Linked DNA regions of Homo sapiens: region 1 is linked to region 2. A link is an interaction called in ENCODE POLR2A ChIA-PET data of the cell type or tissue named here. Cell type or tissue: Panc1. All regions are shown on one strand.

Region 1 (2,500 bases), 110 kb after region 2:
CTTCTCTGACCAGGGGCCTGTGGACCTGGCCTTCGACTTGCACCTTCCTGAGGGACACAGCTTCCAGGGGCCTAAATTAGCCAATTAATCCCTGTGGGGTTCTGTGCTTCCTTCCCACTGTTTCTCTTTCCCTTTCACTTTCTCTTTAGAATTATCTACTCATTTTTGGTGGGACTACTTGTCAGCTTTTAATATATTACTTAGTCTCTCATTTTAATAGGCTTGTTAAACCACTAATCTGCTGTGTGTTTTCAACCACATAGGCAGTGGTATAATGTTGAAACTTGAAGTTCCCTGGAAGATACGTGTGTGTGGGCGAAGGCTGGGGGGCTGGGTGGTGGGCATTTCTTTTTCGTTCTTTTTGACTGTTGGGAAGGGTGTTTGGTGTTTAGGGGCTCATATCACATGCAATATGTTGGGATACTGATATACCTGCTTCCTGGCCTGCTATACACCTAAGAAATCCCATCTCTGTCTACCTGAAAAGCTGGGTCTTTCAGGCTAGGGTTTTTCAAATTCTTCTGATCTTGTCTCATAAGAAGAAACACATTTTACATCTCAGGCCAACACATATATACATACAAAATATATATGTACAATTAGATCTATCTCTCAACATGTAACTATATATGTTCATTTGTATATCACTTAAAGGAAAGTGTCCTTAAAAAAATTTGTAGCCTTTCTGTGCTCTGGCATTTTCTACTCCTTTTTATTATTTTCTTTTAAAAATGCTAGTTACAAACTACTAAACCAATTTAGCAATCACTCACAATGTCATGAAAAACACCATGCCCTTCCCCAATCTGGGCACATGGTCCCACCTAATCCTTCACAAGGATCCCTAGAAAGGTCCAAGGCACAGCCTCTTGAGTGCCAGGGCCAGCCTGTTTCCATGACTGCCTGTCTTCCTATTCCTTGGTTCAAGGGATCCTCATTTTAAAAATGTGCCAGATTCATTCCTGGTGGGAGGGAGAGCCTTGTCAGACTGGGGGCAGAGAGTATAAACATCTGGCCCAGTGATGAATAAATGGGATTTAGGCAACCTATCATATGGTCAAGAAGAGAGCTCTTACTGCTCCAAAGGCAACTGATAACTATTGATTGGGAAGAACACCTCCTCTCCCTGCTCCTTTCCAATAATCTCTGTTTTAAGATGATTTCCTTCAGGAAAGGCTGAACTCTCTTTATCTAGTTTCCTGATAAAGCAGAAATAGTTAGCAAGAAGTCTTACATTCCTCCTAAATTCTAACTTCTGAGAATTCCTAATGAAATGGCTAGACTGGGTCTCCTTCTTTGTGTTTTAGGGTCTCCTTTGAATCTCTAATGGGGAGATAAGAATTAACTACAGTGAGATTCAAGGAGATACAATGAAAAGGATCTAGACTCTGATGTGTTTTCTTTAAAAAATACTATACGCCGTCCACATCAACCCTGAACACATGGTATGGTATAAAGTGGTGTTTATCTAAACATTAGAACACCAGGACCATATCTATGTTGGAACAATCAGATCTCACAGCCTAGGTTTCTTCTTCCTCTCTTGTGACACTTTAGATTATTTCAATCCATGTCCTAGTTGAAGAACCATGTTGGCAAGGAGATTTTTCTAAAGGTTTTTTCCTATTGCTCAGAGCTAAAGGTTTTGTCCTCTGACCTTTTGATTCCCACTCTGCATCTAATCAATGTCAGGTCACCACACGTAAAACTAAAAGGAGGTTAAATGGAAAAAACAAAAGCACAAAGCCAAACAAGCACAGGGCCCCAGGCCCGCCCGGCTGAGATTAAAAAGCTCACCATTTTGAAATAGTACAATAGTACAGTCTCTTGGAAAAGAAAATATTTCTTGTTTACCCTCCCTGTTCCCCCCACCTCCCATTTGTTTGGTGCCTGATTTGTTTCCAGTTGCAGCAGGGAGGTCAGAGCAAGCCAGGAAAAATGAATGGAATCAGCCTCCTGCCGGGCCGCCTGGAGCGGGCGGGTGTTACGGATCAGCGTAAAGCCAGCTTCCTTTCCCGGGCCTGGGCCGATGTAACTCACTGGAGTGGCAAATTACATCAGACCTACAGCTGTAACCCGACATTATGATTAATTTGATCAGTAATTTCTCCTGTTTTTCATTTTAATCGGTGTGACTATTCTGCTGTGGCAGGTCTTTCAGATCTAATTAAGATAAATTTCCGAGTAAAAGACTTGGCAGACTTTCCGAGTCAAATCCAGGCATCAAGTGTGAAGACCTGCAGCCCCAGTCCATCACCTTTGGGGAGGGCCGGGCCTCCTGCTGGGCAATCAGCCATTCACACTTAAGCAAATTCATAATCTCCAGCACTGCTTAGTCATTCTCTCAAAACGTCCCAGGCAGGAAAAGAAAGGAAGAAAAGCCCTAGACAATGTCATGTTTCCCCATTCCACTGATTTGCCCAAACTACATGGATCACCCCATAAGTGGATGCTTTACAGAATCCCTTAGATGATTTTAAATAAATTTTAAAGCATTTTA
Region 2 (2,500 bases):
GGAGGGGACAATTATACTGTAGCATTTACACAAACAGCAAAGGAGCCAACAGAAGAAACTCAAACTCCCCAGGGAGAGGGAGTGTATTAGGGGAAGGAGATGGCATTTCTAATCAGTTGGGCAACTTGAGATTGGGTTTCTCTTTTTTCTTTCACAACTTACTTCTAGATAATACATTAGCATGATTATAAATTATGCATAAATATGTACATTTCAACAGCAAGCAAATTGACAGCTCTCTTTTGCCTGCTCCTTTAATGGAACACCGTCTGCCTGTACCTGGGTGAAAACACCAGTGGCAGCTGCCAAGTGCTCACCTGCACAGCCGTCCTCACATCCCAACATGTCCTTGCTTATTAGGTTATTGTGGCCCACAGATCTTTTAAGTTATTTTTTTTAAAGGAAATAATCCTCTAGTTCTCATATTGCAGGCTATTCTGATTGTTAGATAAGCCCCTTCTATATTTTTTTCTTTTGGTGAAAGCTTCTTCAAACTTCCTTTCCCCTGAAGAACCTGGCCCCCAATTCCAGTTGTTTAAATTTGCCCGCCACCTTTCTGCTCCATTTATATATCCCGAAGAGTAATTATTCCCCCTGAAAAAAGTCTGCCATCGCTATTGGAATGAAAGAAGTAGCAGAAAAGATGAGATTAACAGGATACACGATGGCCTTTAATGATCCAGTTGCTATCACTTTCTTTTTAGCCTGTTTCTTTGTGTGTGTGTTTATGGGTGTGTGCATGTCATGTGTGTATTTGACTGAAATCTTGAGACATTTCTTTGGCTATCAGACTTCTGAGAGAAATTGCTTTGCACAGAAGCATAACATAGATGTAAGTATTGAACCAAATGTGCAGCTTATGTTTATATTACAAAATTAGTTTTGGTCAGCTCTCCATGTACGTGGCCAACAGACTGAGAAAAATCCCAAGCTCTGGTGTGGACAGTGAGCACAATTACAGCTTATGCCAGTGTTGACAGTTCATCGAGCAAAGCCCTAGTTATTTTGGAGTCTCTCCTGCATTTCACTAGGATCTGAGTGGAAAAGACACTGCTTCTCCCCACTTCTGTGGCCTTCCAGCAGACCCCAGGAGCCACGCGCGAGGGAGATGGAGAAATGGAGGAAAAGAGAGAAATGCGAGCTCCATTTTCTTTTCTCAAACCCACAAGTCATAGTGAGAAAAAAGCAACAAATGCTTTGGCACACGATCCAGGATGCCCTCCCGTCAAAAAGAAAGACAAAGAAAAAAGACCACCCTCCCTACCACCCCCACAAAAAAACCCAATAGTGAGCCTCACAGAATGGCTTCAACAATGGTACCCACCCCATGGGTGGAGACAGTAGATGGGAAAGATGGGAGAAATCAGGCTTCCTATTGTTCTGTTAGTACAAATGTAAAAATTCGTAACACAACTTTACGTGCGGAGAAGCGTAGACGAACGATCGCGTTGCAATGCCATGTTTCTGACTTTGGTTAATAGGTTTCATAGTGAATCAGCACTTAGTACCTGAAGGGGTGCAGTCCTTCCTCCAGGTGGCAGGCTTGTATTCGCTTTGAACAGATCAAAGTTTTTGTTCCTTCGTTGTTGGTTTTTGGTTTAGTTTTTTTTTTTCTTTTTCCTTAAAATGTGTTCACATTTTCATAATATACAGAAAAAAGTACGTGGTTATTTGGTTTGCTTTAAGTCCATTAAAAAACTGGCTTTGGGGGAGACAGGTGGGGGAAGGGAACTATCCTACCACACACACCTTCAGTGTGGTGTATTCCTTGTTTAAAAATTTTCTAAAAATTTTCTTCTTTCCTTTTTGGAAAACCAACGGACATGTAGAAACCATTCTGTCCACTTGGTAGTTTTCTTAGTCATTTACTTACAAGGGTGATGACGACTGGGGCTATTTTTAAATTAAATTAAATTTTGTTGTTGTTGTTGTTGTGGAGTCCCAAGGGTGGAGTTTAGTTTCTGTGAATTTTGCTTCTGATTATGGGTGGGCATCTCTTTAGGAGTTTTCTTCCAGAGAGTCTGTTAAGGGCTCCAAAGGGACTGCCGTGGCCGGCTCGTGCTGTTTTAAGCGTTTAATTGTGTTCTTCAGGGCTTGCCTCTTATTGCAGAACCAAACTCTAACTACTTCTCGGTCATAGTTCAGCTTCTCAGCAATTTCGGTCATTTCCTGCCCAGAAGGGTGTGTGTTCTTCTCAAAGTGGGCATTGAGGATCTCAAGGGCCTGGGGTGTGAAGGAGGTGCGCCGCTTGCGCTTTTTGGATGGTTCACTCCCGATAAACTCGGTCAGGTTCTGCATACCTGCTCGATGGCGGGCCTCAGCCTCAGCCATCCACCGCTCAAGCACCGGCTTGATCTTCTGGGCACTTTTAGGGGTGATGTCCAGCTTTTCAAACCTGGCAGGATACAAAAGGCCAGGGTTCAGTTTGGCTGTCAGACTGCTAGCTATAGTGTTCTCTTGGGCTTCCTGTGGTAGGAAAAAGTGGCTTCTCAGGATGGTG

The links. Peaks named below come from ENCODE experiments on the same cell type or tissue, not always from the same donor. Only the 100,000 strongest peaks of a DNase experiment are listed, where the experiment ranks them.
Region 1: POLR2A ChIA-PET joins it to region 2 with 6 read pairs; 2 of 35 experiments call an interaction of 5 or more read pairs at or near these places.

Annotation. Positions count from the first base shown.
Region 1 is chr7:39,353,502-39,356,001 of GRCh38, reverse strand. The region is part of intron 5 of POU6F2 (POU class 6 homeobox 2); the gene reads right to left. Among named protein-coding and RNA genes, the nearest start is that of SNORA20B, 26 kb to the right of the region's middle. RefSeq lists enhancers at 1,425-2,002, 2,003-2,500. In Panc1, no CTCF peak of the experiment used is centred here; no DNase peak of the experiment used is centred here; H3K4me3 peaks cover 382 bases; H3K27ac peaks cover 517 bases.
Region 2 is chr7:39,464,185-39,466,684 of GRCh38, reverse strand. POU6F2 (POU class 6 homeobox 2) reads right to left here. Exons shown (of 10, transcript NM_001370959.1): 10 at 1-2,500. The coding sequence ends at 1,999. All of the region lies in intron 2 of LOC105375238 (a long non-coding RNA gene), which reads left to right. Among named protein-coding and RNA genes, the nearest start is that of POU6F2-AS1, 59 kb to the right of the region's middle. RefSeq lists an enhancer at 1,182-1,683. In Panc1, CTCF peaks have their summits at 1,233 and 1,525 (motif pointing right); a DNase peak (open chromatin) is centred at 1,544; H3K27me3 peaks cover 225 bases.